2 separate regions of the Homo sapiens genome follow, and region 1 is linked to region 2. A link is an interaction called in ENCODE POLR2A ChIA-PET data of the cell type or tissue named here. Cell type or tissue: HepG2. All regions are shown on one strand. Links, peaks and the distances in the headings refer to the core of each region. The heading gives the core; the rest is flanking DNA.

Evidence for each region. ChIA-PET counts read pairs that join two places held together with the same protein. Peaks named below come from ENCODE experiments on the same cell type or tissue, not always from the same donor. Only the 100,000 strongest peaks of a DNase experiment are listed, where the experiment ranks them.
Region 1: POLR2A ChIA-PET joins it to region 2 with 5 read pairs; 2 of 35 experiments call an interaction of 5 or more read pairs at or near these places.

Annotation. Positions count from the first base shown.
Region 1 is chr5:142,775,421-142,785,237 of GRCh38, forward strand. The region is part of intron 1 of ARHGAP26 (Rho GTPase activating protein 26); the gene reads left to right. Among named protein-coding and RNA genes, the nearest start is that of ARHGAP26, 10 kb to the left of the region's middle. In HepG2, for the core only: a CTCF peak has its summit at 5,777 (motif pointing right); a DNase peak (open chromatin) is centred at 3,974.
Region 2 is chr5:141,972,921-141,982,737 of GRCh38, forward strand. It overlaps RNF14 (ring finger protein 14), which reads left to right. Exons shown (of 9, transcript NM_004290.5): 3 at 663-822; 4 at 1,884-2,035; 5 at 5,383-5,910; 6 at 7,203-7,431. The coding sequence starts at 669. Among named protein-coding and RNA genes, the nearest start is that of RNF14, 8.7 kb to the left of the region's middle. In HepG2, for the core only: no CTCF peak of the experiment used is centred there; no DNase peak of the experiment used is centred there.

The DNA of each region.
Region 1 (9,817 bases), core at 645-8,644, 800 kb after region 2:
AGATCTTTTGCCCATTTTTATTTGGGTTATTTCTCTTTGTCGAGGTTTGTTTGTTGTAAAATATACATAACACAACGGTTACCACTTTAGTCATTTTTAAGTATATAATGCAGTGGTTTTCAGCATGTTCACCATGTTGTATAATTACTATCTCTTTCGAGAACATTTTCATAATCTCAAACTGGAACTCTGTTCCCATTAAACAATAACTCCCCACTTTCCCCTCCCCCAACCCTAGTAACCTCTATTCTGCTGTCTGTATGAATTTACCTATTCTGTGTACTTCTTATGAGTGGAATTATACAATATTTGTCATAAATATCTGGCTTATTTCACTTAGCAAAATATTTTCAAGGTTCATCCATGTTAATAGCATGTGTTAGGATTTCATTTCTCTTCATGGCTAAATATCTTATTGTTGAGTTTTAATTATCAACAGCTGTCATTAGGAAAGACTATTCTTTCTCTTTTAAAGTCATAAAAATGTATTTTTTTCTTTCCATTTCGTTTCCCTTCAGTATGATCACTAACACTTGGAATTGACATACCAATTGATCATGGTTGTCTCTCACAAGAACACTATATTTATATTTATTCCTTTCAAAGCAGTTACTTGCTTCAGGTCAGCATGTTTTTGGGGGAATTTTTCATAAAAGGTTAATTGAATTATAATTTACATTCCATAAAATTCACCTTTTAAGATTTTATTTTTTATTGTTTTTATTATTTGTGGAGATGGGGGTCTCACTTTGTTGTTGCCCAGGCTGGTCTCGAACTCCTGGTCTCAGGTGATCCTCCCGTCTTGGCCTCCCAAAGTGCTGCGATTACAGGCATGAACCACGGCTCCTAGCCACTCACTTTTCTTAAGTGTATAATTCAGTGGTTTGTAGTTACAGAGTTATGCAACCATCATCCTAGTCCTGTTTTAGAACATTTTTAGCACCCCGAAAAGCTTTCTCATGCTCATTTGCAGGCACTGCATTTTTGCCTGAAGCCTCATACAACCACTGATCTACTACTTTCTGTCTCTATAGATTTCTCTTCCCTGAAAAATTAAGCTAAATGGAATCATATAATATGTAGTCTTATGCATCTGGCTTCTTTCACTAAGCATGCTGTGTTTGAGGCTCATCGTGTTGTAGCATGTATCAGTAGTTTGTTCCTTTTTATTGCTAGAAAATATTCCATTTTGTAAACCATAAGTTGTTTATCCATTCACCAGCTGATGATTTGGGTCATTTCCAGTTTTTTGCTCTTATGAATAATGCTGCTATGAATGTTTGCATACGTGTCTTCATGTGTATATATGTTTTCACTTCTAATTTCATTTTTTACCTAGGAGTAGAATTTTGCTGGGTTGTATGGTAAATTTATGTTTAAGTTTAATTTAAACTTGTGTTTATTTAAAAAAACCTACCATACTGTTTTCCATAACAGAAGCACCGTTTCACATTCCCACCAACAATGTATGAGGATTCTGATTTCTCCACATCCTCGCCAATACTTGTTGTTGTCTTTCTTTTTGATTGTAGCCACTCTAGTGGGTGTGAAGTGGTATCTCGTTGTGGTTTTAATTTGCATTATCCTGGTGACCAATGAGGATGAGCACCTTTTCATGTGTTTGTTGGCCATTGGTGCGTCATCTTTGCTGAAATGTCTATTCAGATCTTTTTTTTCCTTTACTTTGTCTCATAAAACTTTTGATGATTAAGTGAACAGCACTTAGTATATTTTCTCCATTTGCCCTCTTTTGGGGACTATTTGTTTCCATGTGCTTCAACCTTAGATGTATTTAACTGATCAGTTTCAGGATCTCAGGAATTAGGAAGTGGTTCTTATGAGGCTGTGGTTCAGATTTCTGCTCTTGTTAGGCCAGTGGGCATCGCTCTGGGCAGATGCCACACAGGCTGGACTTCCTAATTCTGGCCTGCATAAGCTAATGATCCAAGCCCTCTCAATGGACAAAATGAGAACCGGCCAAGGAAGAACTGTTATCACCATTGAGCTACTGGGGAAAGCAAGTTGTAAAGGGGACTTTGTTATCCTGTCAAGGTCATTGCATTTCTAAAAATTAGCCAGTGGAGGAATACTAACCTAGCAGTCAAAGTAGTTTTTCTAGATTTAAGTTTCTGAGTGAGCCTCGTTTTACCTTTTAAAATTATAACCCCTTCTGTTTCAAATTATATATTTTTTGCCATCAGAAGAAGAGTTTCGTTCAGGAAATACGGAGACCCTGCTCTGCCTTTACCATGTCCTCCAGAGCCCTAGACTAGAGTAATGGCTTTTTGGATGGAGGTAACCAATGTAGGAGTCATTAGCGGGGAGATTGAGTGGGATGTTTGGGGGCCAGTGGCGCGGCCAGTTGTGACTGTAGCAGAGTGAAGGCGAATGCACAAAGAGATAGGCCAGGGCAAGGTCATAGGGATCTTGAATTCTAGAAAGGACTTAGAGTTTTATTCTAAGTGTGATGGGCAGCCATGGAAGGCTGTGCCATGATCGTACTCATACTTTAAAAAGATTATGTAGGCAGCTGTGTAGAGACCAAGCGTAGTGGAGCAACAATGGAGGCAAGATGACCAGTAAGGAAGCTGTTGTAATAGTTGAGGTGAGAGATGATGGCACCGTGGGCTAGGGTGACAGCATCACAGATGGTGGTCAGAGGCTGGGTATTTTTGGAAGTAGAGCCCACAGGATTTGCTGCACAGCATATGGGCTATGAGAGAAAAGAAAGAAGTCTAGAATGATTCAGATATTTTTGGCCTGAGCAGTTATGTGAATGATGGTACTATTTGCTAAAATAGTTTGCTTGGGAAGGATTAGGTTTAGGGGTAAAATTAACAATATGAATGAATGACCTAATCTTATAATGCAAAGACAAAATATTATGACATGGATAGTTCCTGAATACATTCTCATGCAAGCATCAAAGAGTATAGACGTATACAGTGTAAAAGCACCCCCTTTTCCTAGCTAACAATCATTGTTAGCAGTTTGGTATGCATTTTTTCTTGTCCTTTTTCTGCGTGTTTTTTTCATAAATGGGATTATACTATAAGGATTATTTTGTGTTTTGCTTTTCGAGTTGATCATTTGTCTTGAAGACCTTCCATGTCAGTACATGCATGTAGTGCATTCTTTTTAATGACTGCAGAGAGCTTTATGTGGATATGCCATAGTTGGTATTTACTCAGTTTCCTGTTGAAGGATATTTGGATTGTCTCTGTTGTTCACTATTAGAAGGCGTGCTGCAGTGATTATTTGCACACCTGCTTTTGTGTGTGGATTCCAGCATTTCCCTGAGATGGATTCCTTCAAGTGGAATGGTTGCTGGCTCCAGTTTTTACAAGCCCTTTGACATCTGTTGTTTAGGTCCTTTGCATCCTTGTAGCCGGTTGATAATTTGGTGCTCCTTTGAGTATGTTAGATTGTTTCTGAAGCTTAATCTTTTGGTTAAATCAGAAGCATCCTTAACAGACCCTTCTGTTAGACACTGACACTGATTTTAAAACAACCAAGGGATAGAAAAAAAAAAAAAACTTAGTGTGTGTGTATGTGTGCCAGGGAAAGAGAGATGACAATTAATTGGATGTGTCCCTATTAGCCCTGGAACTGCTTGATATGCTTTCTGAGTGGCATGTTCTTATAGGTCAGATGGGAGATGGGATGGGGCTTTGCCCATATCTAAGAGTCTATTCTAACCTCCAGGCTCAGGGACTAGGAAGGAAATCATGTTTATTTAGGGTGAGAACAACAGCATTAGCAGCCAGAGGAATTTTTACAAATTATAGTGACTGGGGTTTACACATTTTTGTAGCACCTCAGAATGGAGAGAGAGGAAATGGTAAGGAAAACAGCTTGGCAGTGTGGGCCACGAGCTGTCATGGCATGTTTGTGTCTGGCTCATTTCACCTTGATTGGAAGGCACAGAATGCTGCCCTGGGTAAGCTGGAGACTGGGCAGTTTCCTGCTATATTTAGAAAGAGGAGATTCCTGGGGTTAGGGTGGTGTGTGTGTGTGTGTGTGTGTTTTCTTTGCCAGATAGACAAAGGTTTGAGGGGTTTGTGAATTCCACACCAAACTGTTAACTAGCTGGTTTCTCTGGGCCAAGCCAGTAGCTACTCTTTGACTCTTGCTGCTGCCACACAGCAAAAGCTCAAAAAACTCCTATTTTATATGGTTTGAAAAGATACCGCTGGTAAGTTTCAAAACTCATCTGATCTTGCTGTCACATCTGCTTTTAAGTTTACTGCAGGCTAATTTGAACACTTTGAAAATATGAACTGCCTCCTCCTCTGAGACTTCAGATAGATCTCCAAGCTGACTGAGTTGAACTTTGGCTGTTTCTGTGCCAAGGAGACTGTCAAACAGATAGGACCAAAGCCTTAGCAAATTCCTGACTGCGTATCTCGTTATCACACTTGTGGGTCAGGGGTAGACAATGAATATTAGTCGAACAAATAAAATAAGGCATTTTTACTTTAACTCATAGCTATGTTTCTTTTTAAAAGGGTTGCCTAAATAGGTAATACCTATAAGTTGTTCATAATTCAAAAGAGACAAAAGAGAATGTGAATATCCCTCCAATGCTTCCTGTCTCCTGATCCCCACTTCTTCCTCTGGAGGCATTTTATTGGTTTCTTTGGTATTTTTCAGATGTAATTTATGCATGTGCCAACAAATACACATACACATTGTGCCATATGTGCTGTTTTACCCTTTGCTTTTAATATATTAGATATTATTCTACATTGGTACATAGAGAGCTCACTCATTGTTAGATTGCATTGTATTCTATTGTATGAATTAAATATAGTGTATGTAACCATTCCCCTAATAATAAACATTTAGATTATTTCCAACCTTTCACCATTGCAAGTAATGTTGTTGTGAACATCCTGGCACCTCTGGCATGAGGCACATGAGTGACAAATTCCTAGAAATGAAACTGCTGGACCAAAGGGTATGTACATTTTTCATTTTAATAAGTATTTCATAACAGTGTTTCTGAAAAGTTCTAAGTGAACTGAATTTGATAAACCATGATTTTAGAGTAGGAAGGAAACTCACCATTTTAGACAGTTTATTACAGAATGGTCTCTGTAAATAAAACAATACTTAGAATTTTCTCCATTTTCCCCTTTCCAGTTTGTGTGTATTGTTAATTCTGGGATTAAAAGCCACAGCAAAAATCATTCCCTAAACTGAGACAGCTGTACCTAGAAATCAGTTGAATGTAGGATCCCAGAGACCTTGTTTGTGTTCCTAGTGATGGTGCTGTTGAGTTTTTATCTTTGTGCGGTGCGTGTAACATTCAGGAGATTCGGCAGGTTTGTTGAAGGAGGGCAGTCTTCTGCCTTCTGTGACCGGAGACCGTGACTCTGGTCTAGGGGACACGTTGCCTATCATAGAAGCTTCCCGGTGGGCACTGGAATTCCTGGGAGCTGGTGAGGGAGTCGGGAGTTTTGCATGACATCTCTCTCTGGCAGCTTCTCCTGCAGAGCTTAGCACTTTTCCCTGATAGAGGACAGGATCATGCCACATGTCCTCTGCCATCTCTGTTCCAGCTCCTGTTGATGTAGAAGGCTACATTGGCCAGGTTCCTGGCATGAAGCAGGCACAGTCCTTGTCTCCTAGATGCTCACTGTTTTGAGAGGAGGCAGGGAAACAGGCAGCCCACAGCACAAAGGGGAGATTGCTAGCAGTTTAAAAGGGCCTCTGGGGGAGGGAGCAGAGGCCTGTGGGAAAGGCAACTGAAGGCTTATCGAGCCCAAGGGGGCAGTGTGGTCACTAATGATCAGTCATGTGAAGGGTACCTCTGTTATTTTTGCCCCACCTCACCACCCTTTATTTACTTTGAAAAAAGTCTACTCATTACAAAATACATTTATTTCAAAAAGGAGCTTTTGAACCTGCATTCAGAAATTGCAAGTTTGATATGGTTAACTTTTTTTTTCTAAATATCTTCAAATAATTATTAAATCATAATCATTACATTGAAAAGTATTTGTCATTGTATTGCCTAAAATAATCCCATATTTCACCAGTGTTATGAGAGTCATTCTCTTCTTAACACTGTCCCAAGGCAGAAGTATGTGAGAGAATGGACACCATCTGCCCATCACACCTGGGGGAAAAGGGAGGGGAGCAATGCACTCCTTAGGCTTGGGTGCAGGTGTCTGGGGCAGGAGGCTGTGTGCCAGGGAATACAGTCTGCTGAAAATCTGTTTTACTCAGTGGGATCACAATTTGAATATTCAAATAAACACTGATAAGTTATAGAGTGGAATGCAGAATTCATGGCTTTTTTTTGAGATGGAGTCTCTCTCTGTTGCCCAGGCTGGAGTGCAGTGGTATTATCTTGGCTCACTGCAACCTCCGCCTCCCGGGTTCAAGTGATTCTCCTGCCTCAGCCTCCTGAGTAGCTGGGACTACAGGTGCGTGCCACCATGCCCGGCTAATTTTTTGTATTTTTTTTTAGTAGAGATGGGGTTTCACCGTGTTACTCAGGATGGTCTCAATCTCCTGACTTCGTGATCTGCCCGCCTTGGCCTCCCAGAGTGCTGGGATTACAGGCATGAGCCACTGCGCCTGGCCGATTCATGGTGTTTTTGAGAGTAGATGATCAGGTGTGGATGAAGAGAACACATAGTCAGCAGCATAGTGCCTGAGGAAGGGATGACAGAGGAGTTAGGGGCATCTCCAGAGTTTCCTTCTTAGGCCTTGGGAGGATGGCTGAACTGCATACAGGAGAGGAATCGTGGTGTGTGATGGGGGATACAGAGTGAAGTAAGGTTTGTCCTTGCTGAGTTCCTGCAGGGCATGCAGGTGGAGACACCCACAAGGCTGTGGGAAGCACAAGTCTGGAACTCTGGAGGAAGATGAGGGCTACAGGTATAGGTTTGGCTCTCTCCAGGTGGTATTTGAGGCCCTGGGAGTGACTGAATCTATAAGAGTGAGACCCACGCAGGGGTCCTTAGCCTCTGCTGTCCATTGAAATCACCTGAGGAGCTCAGGACTCACCTTCAGAGATTCTGATATAATTTGGCTGGGTTGCAGTCTGGGCATGGGACATTTTAAAAACTCCCCAGGTGATTCTAATGTGCAGCAAGGGTGAAGAACGCCTGGCATGGAGTGAGAGAAGAGAGTGGAAGCTGAAACCATAGGGAGCATCCACATTTAGCAGGTGGGTAGCAGAGAGTTGGAGAGGCTTTGATGACTTGATGTTTCATCCTGGCCAGTTTAGGTGAGGACTGTTTGGAGGCCTTTGGATTTGACCTTTGGAGATGAAACTGGAGAAAACAGCATAAGTGCAAGGGAGGATAATAAATATCTATTATACCTTACAATATTATTGTGAGGAGCAGCTGAGATAATTGTAGATATTATGCTTAGCAGTGTAAGCAGGCCTGTGGTAAGTGACCTGTTATTGGAATCTGCCTTTAGAGTGTCCTTGTAAGATAGTGGTTCTTAAAAGTGAAGGTGTACAAGAATTCCCCTAACTGCAGATTCTCTGGCTTTACCCAAGGAAATGCTGATGCATGAGCTCTAGGCAGGTCTGGAAACCCGAATTTCCTATACCCCCGCCCCCACTCCCTTCCATCTCACCCCAAGTGATTTGCATGGTGGGAGTCCTTGGACCACACATTAGGTCTAAATAGGTCAGCAGAGATTCTGCATAAATCTGGTCCCCAAATCCTGTTCTTCCTTAATGTGCACAGCTGTGCTCTCCAGCCTCGTGGGCACATCTCAGATATCTGGAGGGTGTTTGCATTACTGCAGGCCTAGGAATGATGCAGGAGGGTTTCAGAAGCGTAAAAGTTCTAGCAGCTTGAGAACATGTCAGCCAGTGTGGCTCCACGCCTGGGATCCAGTTGTTCCGTGAGCTTGGCCTGTGAGCGGGAACCCTTCAGCAGCATTGCCAGCGGATGTGGGGGAGCTCCTGAAAGGAAACTTTTGCTCCTGGGCAATCACAGGGAAACTGTATTCCCACAGTGAGTCTTGGGTGCTCTTGTCAGGGTTAAAGTCATTTGGGGTCAGAGCCTGTAATTATGTTTCACATTTTTTTTTTCTTTAAAAACATTCAGGAAGCATAATGAGCTGGTTGAGCTGTTGCACAGCAAGGGGAACTCAGGATCTGGGGAGAGGAGGAGAGAGACTGGGTGATGGCTCTGGAGCTGAGATGCCTTAAACCCAGAGAGAGCTGATCTCCCCCTTCTACCTGGAGGTGCCCCTGGGCAACTCATTTCTGGCAAATACTGCTGTCTCTGTTCTGATCTCAGCTGGTTCTCACCCTTTTAAAGCAGGGCTGGATGACTGGGCAGACCACAGCTGCTGCTGGTGTGATCCCAGGGTGTCACCACCAGGAAATTAGTGCTGCTTTCACTCTGCTATTTGCTTCTTAAGAAAATCTGTGGGTTGCTCTTCCAAAAATAAGGTTTTCTTGCATTTGTATCTGACTAGTGCACTGAAATGTTTGACACAGACTTTACCGTGGGCGACTTACCCAGCAGATCATCAGCCACACCACCCCTGCTGTGGACAATATGTCATTGTGGAGGCCAGGGCAGGCACTGGAGGCGAGTGCCTCAGCATCCGTAGGCTTCGGCATCCAGATGCTCCTGCTGCATCTGTGTCTGCTGGCCAGGACTTGCCACAATCTGCCGGCCTTCTGACCGAAGCTGCCCAGAGCTCAGTGTGCAAGGTCAGCAGACTACCATGCTGCCAGCTCTGTTTAGAGCAGCAAGATGGGTTTCTCTCTGGAAAGAAAGCCTGTTTCCTCTTACGTAGCCAGCATGCTTGTAATCGGTTCCCCAGCAGGGAAGCTCTGCTCCATTGCATAGGAAATTGGAGTGGAACTGATAGCTTTTGGCCTCTGTGTCTTTTGGGATATAACTTTGGCTTGCTTCTCATCTCCCCCACCTCTCCTGGCCAGCTTAACTTCATACCATACTGCAAGGAAAAGACACAGCCCAGTGGGGCTTGCTTGGGATTTTGTGCTTGAAACCGTACGTAATTTGTACATGAAGATGATCACCAGTTGAAGATAACTTAAATTTTGCTTGTTTTCCTAAGGAGTCTAATCCTTACTGCCCCTAAACTGAGTCTCTTTAAGAAAGACAATTTGTTTTTTGATGGTTAAGCAAGAAACTTGTAAAATGTCAAACTGGAGAAGGATGACTCATATCTCTTAATGTGCCGTCTCAATCAGCCATATTACTGAGCTCCCCAAATGGGCAGCATGGGGGTAGGCGATGGTAGGCAGAGACCATGGACGATGTTTTTTAAAAACAGCTTTTTTGAGATACAATTCACACGACACAATTTACCCATTTGCAGCATACAATTCAATGGCTTTTAGTATATGCACAGGATTTTGCATTCATCTTCACGATTAATATTAGCATATTTTCATCATTCCCCCAAAGCAATCCTGTAGTCCTTAGCTAATATCTGCCATTCTTTCCATCCCTACCTCTCATCCCTAGGCAACCACTTCCTTAGGATTTTTTTTTTTTTTTTTTTTTGAGATGGAGTCTTGCTCTGTTGTCCAGGCTGGAGTGCAGTGGCGCGATCTCGGCTCACTGCAAGCTCCGCCTCCCTCCTGAGTTCATGCCATTCTCTTGCCTCAGCCTCCCAAGTAGCTGGGTCTACAGGCGCCCACCACCATGCCCGGCTAATTTTTTGTATTTTTAGTAGAGACAGGGTTTCACTGTGTTAGCCAGGATGGTGTCGATCTCCTGATCTCGTGATCCGCCCACCTCGGCCTCCCAAAGTGCCGGGATTCCTTAGGATTTTTAACTCATGTCTCCAAGTGTGG
Region 2 (9,817 bases), core at 790-8,789:
TTGACCACTTTTGCGAACCAGGCACATTGCTAGGTTCAGTGGACAAGTCAAAGTAAATTTGTGATTTGTCCTTTTCAAAGAAAATTTTCAAATTGTGCTTTTTTTCCTCTAATTCAGTCATAAAATATCTAACTGATAAGATCAGGAATTAGAAGTACCACAACCATCCCTTTTGAAAAAGACTGTTAATATTGCAAAACTAATGGAATGCCAGATATGGCTGTCATTTTTGGTTTAGGAGAAAAGTGATAATATCGATTAATTCTTTGCAGTTGTTTTTTGTGCCATTAAGCTTTTTCCACCTCTGTGCATTTTCTTTTCTTTTTTTTTTTTTTGAAACGGAGTTTCACTCTTGTCGCCCAGGCTGGAGTGCAGTGGCGTGATGTTGGCTCACTGCAGTCTCCACCTCCCGGTTCAAGCGATTCTCCTGTCTCAGCCTCCCAAGTAGCTGGGATTACAGGCACCTGCCACCACGCCTGGCTAATTTTTGTATTTTTAGCAGAGATGGGGTTTCACCATGTTGGCCAGGCTAGTCTTGAACTCCTGACCTCAGGTGATCCGCCCGCCTCGGCCTCCCAAAGTGTTGGGATTACAGGTGTGAGCCACCACACCCGGCCAGCCTCTGTGCATTTTCTGTTCTTAACTGATTTTAATGTTTTCAGGTCCTTATGTCGTCAGAAGATCGAGAAGCTCAGGAGGATGAATTGCTGGCCCTGGCAAGTATTTACGATGGAGATGAATTTAGAAAAGCAGAGTCTGTCCAAGGTGGAGAAACCAGGATCTATTTGGATTTGCCACAGAATTTCAAGATATTTGTGAGCGGTTAGTTAATAATTTCTTAAACAGATTTTTCTATTATTCTTTATTTCTTAGTGTACCTTAAACTATTTGTCATTTTGTGTTTTAGGCATTAGTGATAGGTGGTAGTATTACAGAGGTAATGCATGTTTCTGTTTTAAATGAAAATTGCAATGAGGGGCAAGCAGTTTTCAATTTGATTCTACCTTTTTGATCACTGAAGAGGGATATTATCCTGCATATTTCATACATCCTGGTCTGCTAACTAGCAGTTTATCAGCCATGAGTCATTGGCTGTTACATAGCAGTAATCAAAGAGAAAATGAATGTATGTGAAAACGCTTAGAAATTTTCAAGTACAGTGGTGGTGGTTAATACTATTTGGTTTCCAGAATCATTTCAACTACTATAAACATATGACACATGCTATTACTCTGTGACCTTTTGCTTCAGAAAAAACAAAACTGCTGCTTTTGATACAGACATTTACAGAAGACTTTGATGCACACTTTCTCAAAATGTTTCTACTATAAAGGGATTGAGTAAGGAAAGTAAGTGTGGTAATTTAAATGAAACTTTGATTGTGAGAGTGTTGTGTGCTATATTATATCCTCAAACCTGAGATCATTGTGTTGGCACAAATTTTCCCAACTGATTCATGGGTAGTTGGGACATGCTGGTCTAAGTGGGACATGCTGGTCTAAGTAGGTCATGCTGTTCAATGGAAATGAACATCCTTTCTCTAGATTGTGTCTTCAATCATCCACTGTAAACCAAACCACAACAAAACAAACATTGTGTGTTCCTTGGTCATTAGTGTTAGGAATTGTACTCAGAAGTGTATACAAGAATAAGTTGTAGTATTTTCATTATACATTTCATGGTGCTGTAGATTTTTCAAGGGCTTACAAGATTTTTTTTTAAGGTGGTGGCTACGAAGTTAAAATTAAGAAATAGAAAGTGCTTTGGGGGAGGGTTTTTATTCCCTCAACTAAAGCATTAAGTCTTTCTTGAGCGCTGCTCAACAGTAGTGGACACTCAAGTGTTGACCAACTGATCCTTTCTAATCTTTGTTTTTGGTTCAGGCAATTCAAATGAGTGTCTCCAGAATAGTGGCTTTGAATACACCATTTGCTTTCTGCCTCCACTTGTGCTGAACTTTGAACTGCCACCAGATTATCCATCCTCTTCCCCACCTTCATTCACACTTAGTGGCAAATGGCTGTCACCAACTCAGGTTAGACTTGAAACTTAATTTTTCCTATCCATTTTTAGAAACTTAAAAATCACCTTTAATTGAAGACTATCTTAAAGATCTTGAATTCAGTGCATGAAAAACAAATGGCTTTGGTTTTGTAATTTTTTTCCCTTGCCTTGGTGAATCCTGATGTTAAGAAATTGAAAATGTTTGGTGTTTTAAAAAGGAATGGCAGTAATTAAAACAATCATGAATTGTAGTAGGAGTAATTTTTAATCAAGTATATTATTTCTTTTCTTGTCTTGCTATTTTCCTGTTTAATCTGTATTATAATGGAGACTAAGAGGTCTTCCTCATTTTCCTTAGACATTGATACTACTTTTCTCTTAGTTTCTTATCCATTCCTTAAATGAAAGATTCCATTGTAATTAGGACTAAAAATTGAGCTAATGTAGTTATAATAAGCAAATTTTCTGAGTGAATACAATAACTGATTTTCTTTGTAAAAATCTGTATTAATAACAAATAACAGTCAACTGGTATCACGTAGACATAAATGCATACAAGTAGAAATGTGTATAGTTCCTGTAGATATCTCAGTAAGGCTTGAGGCCTTATGTTAAGCACCTCATTTCCTCTGGGTTATATATACTTTTCTAGTAACAACCTCAACTCTTGATTGAGACATAAATATGGCTTGAAGCTAAATATAAATAATATAAAGCATTCTGGGAGAGATAATGAATCAGCAGCTGCTTTTCTAGAAGTCATAATGAAGATCAATAGACTAATGTGTATTAAGACAAAAGCTCAGCCTGTGCAACATGGCGAAACCCAATTTCTACAAAAAATACAAAAATTAGCCAAGTGTGGTGGTGCGTCCCTGTAATCCCAGATACTTGGGAGGCTGAGGTGGGAGGATCACTTGAGCCTGGGTGGCAGAGATTGCAGTGAGCCAAGACTGAGCCACTGCACTCCAGCCTGGGTGACAGACAGAGACCCTGTCTCAAAAAAAAAAAAAAAAGAAAAAGACAAAAGATGTCAGAGTTGCTGACCTCAAGGAATAGCTCATTAGTTTTTCTCTTTGGATCATACAGTTTTCATTTCCCCATCCACCAATCTAATCTTTTAAGTGAGAGTACTTTCACAAACTAGAGCTTATGGTTTAAAAGCAAAATTAAACCTTAAAAAGGATAACACAGGTAGAATAAAAAGGAGTATTACTTTACATTCTAATGTCTGTGCCAGAGGCAACAGATGCAAGACAGTTGATTTGTCCAGGAATATCAAGACTGTTTGGCATTTAGGCCACTGATAGTTGGCTTAATTATTTAGATCTTCATAGTCCTATTTCACCAGAGAGCTTTTCATACTTTACATCCACGCATGTGCGTGCATGCACGTGCATGCACACACACGCACAAAACAGGGACAGATTAACTGGATGCGTGGTTGTGGTTTCAGATTCCAGCCAACCAGCATCTACTTAATGCTGGATTTGGGGGCGGAGGTGTGTGCTGGGGAAGAGAGTTGTTTTATGTGTTACAGCTAAAATTACAGTAGAATTCTTAATCAAATAAATGTTTATGCATATAATTAACATTTTAATTGGTCTCTTATATTCCTTCTTGGTTCAGTTCTTGTTTGTTGCTGTACCCTGATTCCTTGGCATTATGACTCTCACCTGTTAATGGTGAAATTGACACATAGAGCTGTCATTCCCTGAATTGGGGCGGGTAGACAGAGGGAAGTGGTTTTAGTTTTCTAAAACCTTATTCCTTATTCCTCCCCCAATATACTTACACAGTCTCTTTCCCGTCCCCCTTCCATTTACATGCATTCCAGCTGCCTTTCTCTCTCTTTTTTTTTTTTTTTTTTTTTTTTTTTTTTGAGATGGAGTCTTGCTCTGTCACCCAGGCTGGAGCACAGGGGCACAATCTCAGCTCACTACAACCTCTGCCTAGTGGGTTCAAGTGGTTGTCCTGCCTCAGCCTCCCAAGTAGCTGGGAATACAGGCGCCCGCCACCACACCTGGCTAATTTTTTGTATTTTTTAGTAGAGACAGGGTTTCACCATGTTGGCCAGGCTGATCACCAACCCCTGACCTCAGGTGATCCACCCGCCTTGGCCTCCCAGAGTTCTGGGATTACAGGCATGAGCCACCACGCCCAGCCCCAGCTGCCTCTCTTGAGAAGGGACTGGGGTAGAAAAGAGGTTGGAGAATGGCTTCTTCATAGGACTTGGTAGCTCACACAGCACTCATAGCTTCCCTTTTAGTATTTATCACATTTTACAGATGTTAGCAGATTTCTCAAAAGCATGGTTGATTTATAAGGATATTTATGCAAATGTGAAAAATCATTAGTTGTTCAATCTTAACTCATCAATAAGTATTTAAGGTAGTACCTATGCAGGGTTTAGTCAGTGGCACTACACAGAGTGTAAGAAACAGAAAATCTGGTCCCTTTTCATTTGTCATTTAAATTTACAAAATTTGTTTGCCATCTGGAAGGCATATTTTTGGATGTTTACCTAAAAAAGAAAAGCTGCTTATAATTCCTGTGCTCTAGTTAAAAATATTTTATATTTCTAATGGAAAATTCTCCAACATTTGCCTTTCAAATTGAACAGACCACTTTTAAAGAGGAAAATTCCAAATAATTTAATTTTGGTTGCTTAGCTTAGGAAGTGTAAGCTTTCTCTATGGCTGCCAAACCTTGCTGAGGGCTTGTGATTAGGACCAGGGTCAATATCAGGCAGCTTCCCTCCATTAACCAGGATCTGATATAAGCCCAGATTGCTTACTTAAAAGCAGCTTGTAAATCTGAACAAGGACTCTGAGGTTGAATTCTGTTAGTGATTGTTTCAGATGAGTTGACTTTTTGATAAAACTGAAAGAATTAATTTTAAAACTTGGATAGTATTTTTAAACTATTCTTTTTCTAACCATTATTCTAGGATACGAACAGGGCTAGGACTCCTAATGGAAGAAAAATAGTTTATTTTTAGAACTAGATCTCTTTGTCCTACATGAGGTATATGGCAGTACTAAAAGATTAAAGAACAGAAAAAAGTCTTCCATTTCAGTGGCTAAAATGTACAGCTATTTCTCTACCTTACGGAGTCTTGCTATTTCTCTTCTTCTCGTGGTACTTCTTGCTTCTGACTTTATGTTCTACTCTGGCTCATGTTGCCGAATAGTTTAAGAAGTGCTCCAGTAAGAATGTTTGTACTGTTTTGTATGTAGCACAGTGTATCACAGCAGTAAAAAATAGTGTTAGAATAAGGGCCTAACTTGCAAGTGGAAAAGATTTCTAGGGAAACCAGGAGTTGGCAGCAGCATCATCTTTCCAAACTCACCAACATCTTCATGTGTTTTCTCCTAGCTATCTGCTCTATGCAAGCACTTAGACAACCTATGGGAAGAACACCGTGGCAGCGTGGTCCTGTTTGCCTGGATGCAATTTCTTAAGGAAGAGACCCTAGCATACTTGAATATTGTCTCTCCTTTTGAGCTCAAGATTGGTTCTCAGAAAAAAGTGCAGAGAAGGACAGCTCAAGCTTCTCCCAACACAGAGCTAGATTTTGGAGGAGCTGCTGGATCTGATGTAGACCAAGAGGAAATTGTGGATGAGAGAGCAGTGCAGGATGTGGAATCACTGTCAAATCTGATCCAGGAAATCTTGGACTTTGATCAAGCTCAGCAGATAAAATGCTTTAATAGTAAATTGTTCCTGTGCAGTATCTGTTTCTGTGAGAAGCTGGGTAGTGAATGCATGTACTTCTTGGAGTGCAGGCATGTGTACTGCAAAGCCTGTCTGAAGGACTACTTTGAAATCCAGATCAGAGATGGCCAGGTTCAATGCCTCAACTGCCCAGAACCAAAGTGCCCTTCGGTGGCCACTCCTGGTCAGGTAACTGTTTACCCTGCTGATGGTTGCCTCCTAATTCTCTTCCATAAATGGAGATATCATCTCAGGAACTTCCTTGATAGGGCTCATGGGGCAGTCCGAGGCCTTGGAGCCAGCCCACAAGTTGTTTTGCTGTATCCATTAAAAATGCTATGGTCTTAGTCTACTGCTTAAGCAAATGGAATGCTTCCTTTGGCCTTGCAGTGGGCAAGGATGAGTGTTAAAGTAGTTATTAAGTAATTGTGATAATTTACTTTGTATATCTGCTAGTAGGATCCCATAAACCTTGGGGAATCACTAGCTTATTCTTGTGTGAGGTTGGCATCTGAAGGGGACGTCTCTTAGAATGATTAACCAACTTTTTTATAGACTTCAGCAGAAGTACAGCCTACTTAGGTGGTGGTGGTGTTGTTGTTGTTGTTGTTGTTGTTGTTTTGTTTGAGATGGAGTCTTGCTGTGTCACCCAGGATGGAGTGCAGGGGCATGATCTCAGCTCACGGCAACCTCTGCCTCCAAGGTTCAAGTGATTTCCTGCCTCAGCCTCCCAAGTAGCTGGGATTACAGGCACCCGCCACCATGCCCGGCTAATTTTTTTTGTATTTTTAGTAGAGACGGGGTTTCACCACGTTGGCCAGGCTGGTCTTGAACTCCTGACCTCAAGTGATCCTCCCGCTTTGGCCTCCCAAAGTGTTGGGATTACAGGCGTGAGCCACTGCTCCTGGCCAGTTTTTTGTTTTCTTATTAAAGCATAATTTTACTTAAAATAAACTACACATTTAAATCATACAAGGCTAGCATGGTAGCTTACACCTATAATCCCAGCACTTTGGGAGGCCAAGATAGGAGGATCGCTTGAGGCTAGGGGTTTAAAACCAGCCTGTGCAAAATAGCATGACTCCATGTCTTAAAAAAAAAAAATCAGGCATGATGGCAAGTGCCTGTTGCCCTAGCTACTTGGGAAGCTGAGGTAGAGAATCATTTGAGCCCAGGAGTTCAAGGCTGCAGTGAGCTATGATTGCACCACTGCACTCCAGTCTGTACGACAGAGTAAGACCCCATCTCTAAAGAAATAAAACTAAAATATAAAATAAATTGGACACTTTGCTTAGTTTTAACAAATGTGTAGACCCCTATAATTGTCATCTCAGTCAAAATGTACTTGGTTTGATTTTGAAGTGAAAGAGAGGTTTTAATTTATGTGCCCATCTGGTTTACACTAGCATCCTAAGAATCGCCTCAGGTTCAGAACTGGTTGTGGAATCATCAAACCTATGGTGTTTTGTATTTCCCTCCAGGTCAAAGAGTTAGTGGAAGCAGAGTTATTTGCCCGTTATGACCGCCTTCTCCTCCAGTCCTCCTTGGACCTGATGGCAGATGTGGTGTACTGCCCCCGGCCGTGCTGCCAGCTGCCTGTGATGCAGGAACCTGGCTGCACCATGGGTATCTGCTCCAGCTGCAATTTTGCCTTCTGTACTTTGTGCAGGTTGACCTACCATGGGGTCTCCCCATGTAAGGTGACTGCAGGTATGTTTTAACTGTGAACCCAAACCCCCATCCCCAGTCTCTCCCTCACATTTCACTCTACTACCAGGGCCTTATGACTTCATTCTTCAATTTGGAAGTATTCATTTAGCAGATATTTCTGTGTCAGTGACTATCTCAGGCCTTGGGGCTGTAGTAGTGACCAGAAGAGACAAAATGTCTGCCCTCATGGAACTCACATTCTACCAGGGGAGACAGGAAAACAAAATAAGGATATTAGGTGGTGGTAAGTGCTGAAGAGGCAGAAGAAATAAAGCAAGGACAGGATATGAAATGTTCTGAAGGGGAGGGGACTTGGGATTTTAGTTAGGGAAAACAGGGGAGGCCTCACCGGCAAAATGGTTTAAGTAAGGACTTGAAGGAGGTAAGAAAAACCGTGCAGATACCAGGGAGGAACATTCCAGGAGAAGGAATGGCACAGGAAATTCTATATACAAACATGGAATAATGTAGATCCTGGATGGCCAATGCAGGGCATCTAAGCTGCCATTCTTGTCTCCATGGCACATGTGTTTGACTAGTCATCAAATGCTTTCTCCTTGAGCCCAGAGAGGCCTCAGAATCTTCCTCAACATGGCACTTCGGAAAGCTACCCTCTGATGAAGTAGACACAGGAGTGAAATGTGTTTGCCGTTTCCAGTCTACGTAAGGAATCATAAATCAGGCCCTTAACGTCGATTTAATTGGACTTTGGTGGCTTAGTCTTCTTCAGACTAACAGGGATAATGATAACAGCTACCTCACAAAATTGCAGCTAGAGCAGATAACAATAACTTCACGGGGTTATTCTAAGGATGAAGGGAACGAATATCATGCTATTCAAAATTGTTATATTTGTTACACTGGTGTATAATATATAGAAATTGAGAGGGTTAGAAACTTTTATAGTGATTTCACATAATTTTATGTCAAATCTAATAAAAATTTAGACTTTTTTTCATTTTTCTAATAATTGATTGTTAGCTGACTGTGGTGGTGCACACCTGTAGTTCTAGCTATTCAGAAGGCTACAGCAGGAGGATCTTTTGAGCCTCAGTTGAGACTAGCTTGGGCAACGTAGTGAGACTCTGCTTCTAAAAAAATTAAATCAAGCAAACCTGGTTATATCTTATAAAAGTGTTGATCTTTGACGTATCAGAGAAAAAATAAACTGGGCCTTTACCATAAATAGTTTGAGAAACAGTGGGCTAATACATGTAAAATGCAGAATGGGGCTGGGCATAGTGGCTCACCTCTGTAATCTCAGCACTTTGGGAGGCCAAGGTGGGCGGATTGCTTGAGTCCAAGAGTTTGACACTATGGCAAAACCCCGTGTCTACAAAAAAATACAAAAATTAACGAGGTGTGGTGGTGCACATCTGTAGTCTCAGCCACTCAGGTTGCTGAGGCGGGAGGATCGCTTGAAACTGGGAGGTAGAGGCTGCAGTGAGCCAGATTGCACCACTGCACTCCAGCCTGGGGGACAGAGTGGGACCCTGTCTCAAAAAAAAAAAAAGAGGAAAAAGAAAAATAGTAATTATTAATGCTATTATTATTGTAGTTATTACTTGCTAATGTTAGCAGACTGTCATTATTTCCAAGAAAGTACCATGAGAGGAAAGAGTGGGTAGATAATTTCAGTTGCCTCAGGCAGCACCTTGCAGAAGGTAAGGCCAGATGGAATGGAGAACTTAGCAATGTATAATATAAGCCTTTACTTTAGACTTCTGTAACCTTTTCATTAAAAGTCAACAGTACATTTCAAGTGTTTCACAGCATTCAGGGAAGAAATTGAAGATAGATTCAGGGCTTTAGCAAAATTAGGAATCTCTCCCTCTCTTTGTATGTATATATTATATAAAATATGAAATACAATTTTATTATTTTGGGAAGACTAAAGCAATATAACCTTTGTCCTTAAGATGCCTAGGAACACAAAAATGCATTGAATTATTAGAGGGATGAGATTTACATTGCTTCACTGCTACATTGAAGTAGAGGTGATGAAGCTGTGGGAATGTACTACACAGAGAAAGAATTCACAGGTGAAAGCAAAGAGTGGAGATAGGATATAGGATTCTATACCAGAAGATGTCTTTTGCTTTAAAAGGGAGATAGACTTCCAAATAATGTGAGGAAAGTAAACTGATAAAATAACTAGAACATTGTTGAGAAAACTCTTTAATTAATTGTATTGAAAAATTAAGGTAATACAACTGTGAACAAAAGCCTTTTGTCTGCAAGTAAAACCTTTGGGATTGGTTACCTGTTCCATTTCAGTTAAATGATAGAGCAGTAGAAGCCAGATTGAAGAGTATCGAGGGAAAACTTTTCAGCACCTGTAGCAAAGCATAGTACGGGGTGAGACTTGGGTGCTAAGTTTTATTCA